Regions from separate parts of the Homo sapiens genome. Here region 2 is linked to region 1. Evidence: chromatin contacts called from ENCODE Hi-C or POLR2A ChIA-PET data. All regions are on one chromosome and are shown on one strand. Each heading gives the region's core, a stretch centred on a gene start or an enhancer-like site at or near the end of the contact. The rest is flanking DNA. Distances are from core to core; before and after follow the strand shown. Region 1 overlaps PCED1B (PC-esterase domain containing 1B). Region 2 overlaps LINC02416 (long intergenic non-protein coding RNA 2416).

Region 1 (4,090 bases), core at 1,046-3,545:
TAAAAGAAAAACCAGTTCATTAATCTTGCAGACAGCCCCTGGGGGTCAGGATATGAAGTTAATCACTTATTAATGACTACCCTCTAACGAAATGACTATGTGCAAGCAAACATGCATGGAGGAAGACAAGGACAAAGAAAGAGGAAGAAGTAAAATGAACATCTTACGATTTTTATAATATAGGCTTGGTGACATCACCTTCCCAACAGACACACAGGGCTACTATGAGTATGCCCATTTACAAATGAGGTTGAATTGAAGCAGTTTTTACAAAGGGACACCACTGACCCTAAAGCCCTGAGCTGTCTGTTTCCAGACTTTTTTCACTCCTTTATCTTCTGCCAGCTTTACGACTCCATACATTTAATTCCTCAGAGACCACTATTTTTGTTTAAAATCTCTAAGTTTCTTCCTAATTCTATACCCCAGTGTCAGCATTCAGCAGTTCTATAAGATCTCAAAAGATTATTTCTCCCAAATCCTCACCTTGACCCTCCCCAGGCAAACGTTCACATGTTCACAACCCAATGCATTCACTTTACTCTCATCCTAGGCAAATTGGGGGAAGTCATGTTTCCATTGCAATCCGGAAGAAGAAATACCGCAGGCCTGCCTCTCTCCACCCAGGACTTGGGCATAGTCATCATCCAGCCTTTGCCCTAAAGCAGAGGTTTTCAGCCCAGGTTGCAAAATAGATTGCCCTGGGAACCTTCATAAAGCTGGACACCTGGGCTGCTCACCCTGAGGAATTGAGGCAGAATCGCTGAGGGTGCGGCCTGGACACAAAAGTTTTGGGGTTTTTTTGGTTTTTTTGTTTTGTTGTGTTGTGCTTTTTTTTTTAAGGACCTGGTGATTCTGATGAGAACCACTTGCCTGCCTTTCTCTTTGCCAATCTGAGTCCATTACCATTTTCTTGAGCTAACTCAGACATCATTTTCTTTAGATACTCTATAGGAGCACCTAACATGGCGCTTGCCACAGAAATGATTGACTGTTTTCTCTCTGTACATCCTCATTAACTCCAACTCAATAGAACACCAATTTAATTTGCCTCCTTTGTATAAATGTATTCAATCCACCCCGTATCACTGTAGAATATCTATACATTGTTCTAGAATTACTGTTTTCTTATTTTATGTGGATCTGGCTTGCTTTAACTATTTCAAAAATGGAGGCTACGCTTTTTTTTTTTGTTTTTTTTTTTTTGCCTCTTTCCATAGTGCCAGCAAAGAGCTTCTAAATCACGACAAACAGTAAATGCATGTTGATTATAAGTAAAACCTATTTTTGCTTTCACTTTCCTTTGATATGAAAGTCAATTAAATAGGCTGCAGAGAACAGGGAGTTTAGAAGGCTGAAATAAGAAAAATATGTAGCCTGGAAAAAAAATGGAGATGACCAGTAAGCAAAGTGAAATTGTATATACTGCAGACTGATCGGCTCTATCCAAATGGGTGCTCCTTTTGGATATGAGCTCATTCAAATGGTAAATGATTTCATTCAAAACTTTCCTTTGGGAAAAGTCACTTGGAGAGTCCACTTTACATAAAAGAATCCAATTTAATCTTCAGTGGAAAAAGTGGAATTGGACGAGGGCAGAGCTCTCCTTTCATTTTAGAGAATAAAAGTGGCAGCCTGGATCCTGGTCCAGTCTCTGGTACTAACTAGCTGTGACTTTGATACATCATTGAGTCCATCAGAGCTGACTGACTCCCAGGGCTCTCCATAGCAATAATGGTAATAAAAATAGCAAACATTCATGGAGTTCTTGCTGTGTAACAGGCACTGTGCTGAGGATTTTTCATGCATTATTTCATTTAACCATCATTCCTTGAGACAAGTACTATCATTAACCCCAACTGAGGAAACTAAGGCTCGGAGAGATTAATTTGTCTAAGATCACAAAGAAAATGTATTTTGGTGAAACTATTCATTCAAGCCTAGCTCCAATGTCCATTCTTCTTTCCTCACGTCTACATGAGACCTTCCTTATCCCCATATTTGCAAGCAGAGTACATTATTCTGGGCTTACTGAATGCTTTATGCACACAGATATTTTAGCGCTTCTCCCATTGTATTTTGCTAATTGTTTTTGCATGTCTCTCCTAGCTGACTGCAAAAAATGAATTCAAGAGCTGTATTCTATTTGTCTTATTACTCTCATCACTTACTGTAGGGCTTAACAATTAATAGACTCTCATATGTACCAAAATATGAACTCTCAAATTTGTTGTATCCTCAGAGAGGTTGAGTAACTGACTCAGGTTCACACAGGAAGTACAAAGTGAGACCGGATTTTGCATTCCGGCATCTGACCGTCCCCACTTCCTATGAGCATCACTGTCCACTCAGAGTTGTTCAAGCCAATGCAGAAACCAGGGAACCATTCTTTATAATAATTCCCTGCTCACAATTCCTGAATTCCTGCCCCCTTCCCCCTTTCCACTCCAGTCATTGTTTCAGCCCATCACCTTCTCCCCAACCCTCAATCACCATGGTAATTCAGATTACTGCCTTCACTCGCCTGGATTACAATAGTTAGGGTGTAGGATTTTGGCTGACCCCCAAAACAAAAGATTAAAAATTATGGATGACTTTTATAAACTACAAGCAAGTCTTACAATTTCCCTCAGAGACAAAGATATACTTCTGCCCACTCAGCCCTGAGTAGCTTCAATCATGGTTCTCTAGTAAGTTAGAATTATATTTTCTCCCCGTGACATAAATTTCAGTATAAGGATCAGCAACATTGCTCCAGTCCTATAAATCATATGAGGCAACCAAATAGTCTCCAAGATTCTAGCTCATTTGCTGTTCATCTGTTTTAAGATTGCATTTCACCAGTTTATTTCAGGGTGTCTGCCATTTTGGCCCCAGTTTTGATAACTGCAGATTGTTGTTATTTTAAAGCCATTTCATTGCTCAGTCTTGCTGGGGCTGGGGCCCTGCCTTGCTCTTGCCCTCACTAAGCTGCATTCTGGTTTCCTGCCTACCTCCCTTGGCTTTGAATAAATACCACATGCTCTTGCTGTGCTTTTGCTGTGCTCTGCCACCTGCAGGGCCCTTGGTCATACTGTGTTGAGACCTCCTTGCAGGAGTGGCCGCTTGCCCTTTGCAGCCAGCATTTTTCAGATAACTTCCCTCCATGCTCCTGAAACACATCTGTCTCCCCACTGCCTGCCTCCTCTCAGGAATAGGTCTTTTTTTATTTTGAGATGGAGTCTCACTCTGTCGCCCAGGCTGGAGTGCAGTGGCACGATCTCAGCTCACTGCAACCTCCACCTGCTGGGTTCAAGTGATTCTCCTGCCTCAGCCTCCTGAATAGCTGGGATTACAGGCGCGCAGCACCACGCCCAGCTAATTTTTGTATTTTTAATAGAGATGGGCTTTCACCATGTTGGTCAGGCTGGTCTCGAACTCCTGACCTCGTGATCCACCTGCCTAGGCCTTCCAAAGTGCTGGGATTACAGGCGTGAGCCACCGCACCTTGCTGGGATGGGTCTCTTTACAGGTACTGGAACTAATTTAGAACCACAAATGTCCCTTTGATAGCTACTTATTGCAAACACAAGAGAAATTTCCTTAGTGTAAAGAAAATCAATCATTTTTGGCAAACTACTTAGACTTTCAACAGTGAAGCTTCTTAGAATATTGAGGTCTCCTGCTCTTCTGGGAACTGTGGGACAAAGTACTCCAGTTAATATCCTCAGATGACCTGCCAACAAGAAAGGTCATACCGGTCGGAGTTCCATGTGCTATTTAAAGAACAGACCTTAGATGGCAGAAGCAGCAATATGTGGCCAGGGTTTTAATGAGGAAGAGAAAGGTGCCGTGTGGCTAAATTCGAGAGTAAATGGCATTGTTGTGTTCAGAAACAGCACTGGCCACTTATCCTGTTTCATAATTCCTCTTCTTTAAAGTTATTATCTTCATTTTGAGTATTGTGAATTATTTATTAGTATTATATATTTAACTTGTTAAATGAAGAAATGTGTTCTTGTATGAGAGGGGGGAAGAAAAGCCTGTTTTAGTCTTTTGGAATTCATCTTTAGAAATATTTCTAAAAGTAGGCCGGGCGCGGTGGCTCACG
Region 2 (4,368 bases), core at 801-3,300, 170 kb after region 1:
TTTCAAAACATGGAATGATGATATAAAATGAAGACAGAAAGTATACAGCAACACTGTCCAAAAGAAGTTTCTTCAATGATGGAAATTACATCCAATATGATAGCCCCTTGAAATGTGACTAGTGTGAGTGGGGAATTAAATTTAGAGGTTTATTAAATTTAAATCAATTTACATTTAAATAGCCACGTATGGCTAGTGGCTGTTATATTAGACAGTGCATCTATATACAATGGCCTGCTCCTATCTAGAATCAACTTTCCTTTTATAATTGAGCCTTCTTTCTTCTTCTAGTTTTTGTTTGTTTGTTTGTTTGTTTCTAAGCATTATTTATTTATTTATTTATTTATTTTACTTTCTCAATTTTTATTTTAGGCTCTGTGGTAGTTGTGTAGGTTTGTTACACAGGTAAATTGCATGTCACTGGGATTTGGTGTACAAATGATTTTGTCACCCAGGTAGTTAGCACAGTACATGACAGGTTGGTTTTTTACCTTCACCCTCTTCCCATCCTCCCCACTCAGTTAGGTCCCAGCGTCTATTGTTCTTTTCTTTGTGTCCATGTGTACATAATGTTTTGCTCCCACTTATAAGTAAGAACGTGTGGTATTTGGTTTTCTGTTCCTGCATTAATTTGCTTAGGATAGTGACCTCCAGCTGCATCCCTGTTGCTGCAAAAGACATGATCTCATTCTTTTTTATGGCTGCATAGTATTCCATGGTGTATATGTATGACATTTTCTTTGTACAGTCCATCATTGATGGGCACCTAGGTTGATTCCATGTCTTTGCTATTGTGAATAGTGCTGCAGTGAACATATGGGTGCATATGTCTTTTCGGTAGAAAAATTTATATTCCTTTTGGATATATACCCAACAATGGGACTGCTGGATCGAATGGTAGTTCTGAGTTCTTTGAGAAACCTCCAATCTGTTTTCTACAGTGGCTGAACTAATTTACATTCCTACCAGCAGCATATAGGCATTACCTTTTCTCTGCAATCACACCGGCATCTGTTATTTTTTGATTTTTTAATAGTAGCCATTCTGACTGGTGTGAAATGGTACGTCATTGTGGTTTTGATTTCATTTCTCTAATGATCAGTGATGTTGAGCATTTTTCGTGCACTTATTGGCTATGTGTATGCTTTCTTTTGAGACATGCAACTGACCCTTCTTTCTCTCCTGTGTAATCTTTTTGTCTGTTCTATGAATCCTTCCTACCAGCATGCTAAAATGTTATTTACCTTTTTTTTTAAAGTGCTGTTGCTTTGACCCCCATCCCTCTGTGACTATCCACCCCATTTTCTGTTCCTTTATAGCAAAACTCCTCAAAAGACTTCTGTATACCTCAGCTGTCCTACACAGCAGCCACTAGCCACATATGGCTATATGCATTTAAATTAATTGAAATTAAATAAAATGTAAAATTCAGTTCCTCAATTTCACTGGCCATGTTCCAATCACTCAATAGTTATGTGTGGCTCTCGGCTTTGCCTTGAGGAGAGACAGGTACAGAATATTTCTATCATCTCAGGAAGTTCTATTGGGCTTTGATAGAACTTTAAGCACTGATAGGAACAGGAGGGAGGGCCAAGTAAATGGGTACCTTGCTGGCAGTTTGGTAGATTTGGTGCTGGAAGGATAATAAAATTATCTCCTAGTTATTCTTTTTTTCTCAGTGGAATAAAAAATAAGTTCATCAGCTGAGAGTAAGGAAAGAGAAGGGACGCTCTAAGTAGGAGAATGAGAAGGTAGAAAACCTTTCCAGAGAGCAGGAGAGTGAATTGATAAAGGAAATAAAGAGTAAATATTCCTCCTCCTCCTTAACCTGAGTATGAAATTAAGGACAATAGGAATCATTATGTTTTCTTTTCATATTATTGCTGCTGTTCTCAGTGTTGTTATTAAAGAGGTCATCCTTAACACTGGGCATTCTAGATGGAGATGGAGGCATGAGCCAATTTTTCAGCTACTCCTTTTCCCCTGTAATTACTTTGAAATCAGGGATTACTGAGAAATCTCACTGTCGTGCTGTGACCACAACGTACACAGCAGGAAGGAAGGGGAGGTTCCTTCCTGGAGATGTTTTGCAGTGATAAGATACGGGCACTTCCTCAGTCAAGGGTCTTTTGATTTTAAGAAAGAGAAACCAACCCAAACAAACTTAAACAAGAAAAGGAGATGGACTGTAATGATACATGGGTGCCTCCTGGAACTTATAGGAGTACAGCTGGTCCTTATAGGAGCTTGACCCTGGGGGAGCCAGGAGACTAGAAAGCTCTCAGGAACAGGCAGAATCATGTTTCAAATCTCTGTGTCCCTCTCCCTCTTCCCTGCCCCACTGCCTGCACCTTGCCCCCATAAATATGGTTTCTCATGTCTTCTCCACAAGAAGTATTCTTTTCTCTTCTCTACAGAAAAGACCAGTTTTCTCTACAGCATTCTCAGCACACTTGATAGGTAAAAGATGGCCACTCCCATAAAGTCCTCCGTTCTTATTACCTCAGAACAAGCAAACTTCTCAAAGAAACAAGAACATCTCAGTCTCAGTTACAAAGTTCTGAGAGAATCTGATTAGTCAAACTTAGGACAACTGCCCAATGTGGGTTCAAACAACTCTGCTCGGGGACACGGCCACAGGTACAAACTTGACTTCCAGGGCCCATTCCCCCAGGGTGTAGGGCAGTTCTCAGAGCTCATTGGCTCCACCCTCTGGGAAGTCCTTTCTGTTCTATTATCTGCCTTGGTCATACTTGAAGTATTGAGCTACACAGCTTTCCACGTCCTGCCCTGAATTAGGGTGGTGCCTCAGGCTTTTTAGACCAGGCTTACAGTTTCTTTGTACTACTGAACGACTACCTCAAAAACCAGGAGGCCCCATCTATCTGCTTCCAGACATTTCCATGAGCAAATAACCATATTTAGAATTGTGTTTGAGGGACTTCTTTTATTTCTGCTTCATTCTTGTGCTTTCTTGTCCTCAAAACATCCTCCCTCTGCCTCTCCCCCGCACCTTCGTGGCCAGGACCTCGATTTAAGTAATTTTAATCCTCTAAAGTTTTAACAAGTTGTAAAAGTTGATCTAACCTTTGCCCTGAGGCATTTAATCAACTGATACACACACAAGTATGTATGTATGTATCTATGTGTGTGTGTGTGTATACATATACATATATATATATTTTTTTTCTTTTTTCCTAGCACTTTTTACTCAAAGCCTTTAAACTCTTCAGATTCTGAATCTAAAAGCAGTTGGTTTTTTCAAATTTATAAGACTCCAAATTTTTGGATTATCTTTATTCCCTTTTATTATTCATTATAAACTGGTCATTTCTTTCTGGAGTTGCTTCTCTCTCTCTCTCTCTTCCCTCCCAGTACTTTGCCAAACACAACCAGAAGCAACCACATATATAATAGCAGCAGTACAATAGGTGAATGGTCTTGCAAGGTAATCACAAGCAAAACCTTTACCAAATGTGTTGCCTTCTTCCCAGCATCTGATATCAGTTTCCTCTCTGTCATCAGCTGACTGCTAAGCCAGTATTTTAATTTTTTTTCAACAGCTTACCACTACTGGCCTCAGCATTTTTTTTTTTTCCAGTCAGGATAAGTTTTTTCACATTGCAGTAGCAACTTTCGCCTGGAATCTCAGTGGCCTTAATACAATAAAGCTGTGGGTCTGATGTGAGTCAGGTGAGTTCCCTGGGCAACTGCCCTGTGTGATGAAGTGGCTCAGTTATTGAAAAGATTTCTGTCGCTGGTTCTGTCATCTCAAGTCATGGGCTCCGAAATTGACCAACAAAGGAAAAGATCACAGGGAAAATTCACACCTGCTTTTCTAAGCTTTGATCCTGAAGTGAGACATATCACTGCTACTCAAAGTCCATTGACCAGGATTGGTTTTACCACTCCACCTAACTAGACAGGACCGGAAGTTATCTCTTCCATCGTCCTCAGCATGTTGAGAGAGCAGAGCTGTAAGATCAAAACAGCCTGGACAGTGGGGCCCCTAAAGTGAGGACCCCTGTCCTGGAGAGTGGCCCAATTGCACAGGAATTTACATGAGTGAGAAACAAAATTTTGTTGAAATAATACCCTGGGATTTGAAAATTTAATTATTCTTGCAACAGTCCATCCTATCCTGATTAATATGGGAACCCGAAAGATAGGAGTGAATGAAACAATATAGTTTCTTTTCCCTGAAGCAATTGTAATTCCAATCAAAATATCAATAGGATTTTTTTGGAGACTGACAAAATGTTGTAAAGGTCTTGTAGAATAATAGAGGAGTGAGAATAGCCAATACAACTGTAAATGAAATAATGAAGAAATAGTTTTATCCAATATTAAGATATTTTATAGGTAGAG

Evidence for each region. Hi-C counts contacts between places; a loop is a spot of excess contacts on that map. ChIA-PET counts read pairs that join two places held with the same protein, here RNA polymerase II (POLR2A). Pooled maps may share reads with other maps.
Region 2: a map of naive thymus-derived CD4-positive, alpha-beta T cell shows a loop between it and region 1 (6-fold over the local background). The contact joins two enhancer-like sites. A Hi-C loop is called at or near these places in 4 of 168 maps with a recorded cell type or tissue (CD4-positive, alpha-beta memory T cell, CD8-positive, alpha-beta T cell and naive thymus-derived CD4-positive, alpha-beta T cell), 7 of 37 single-sample maps with no recorded cell type and 12 of 50 pooled maps. POLR2A ChIA-PET finds 5 or more read pairs at or near these places in 14 of 52 experiments (B cell, CD4-positive, alpha-beta T cell, CD4-positive, alpha-beta memory T cell and 9 more).

Annotation. Positions count from the first base shown.
Region 1 is chr12:47,190,981-47,195,070 of GRCh38, forward strand. All of the region lies in intron 2 of PCED1B (PC-esterase domain containing 1B), which reads left to right. Among named protein-coding and RNA genes, the nearest start is that of MIR4698, 5.2 kb to the left of the region's middle. Within about 2 kb of position 2,296, at least 4 of the 41 ENCODE cell types and tissues checked have a DNase peak (open chromatin) inside an H3K27ac peak, as active enhancers do; they include B cell and CD8-positive, alpha-beta T cell, where a contact is called at or near this core.
Region 2 is chr12:47,358,826-47,363,193 of GRCh38, forward strand. All of the region lies in intron 1 of LINC02416 (long intergenic non-protein coding RNA 2416), which reads left to right. Among named protein-coding and RNA genes, the nearest start is that of MIR4494, 3.3 kb to the right of the region's middle. RefSeq lists a silencer at 2,757-2,806. Within about 2 kb of position 2,051, at least 8 of the 41 ENCODE cell types and tissues checked have a DNase peak (open chromatin) inside an H3K27ac peak, as active enhancers do; they include B cell and CD8-positive, alpha-beta T cell, where a contact is called at or near this core.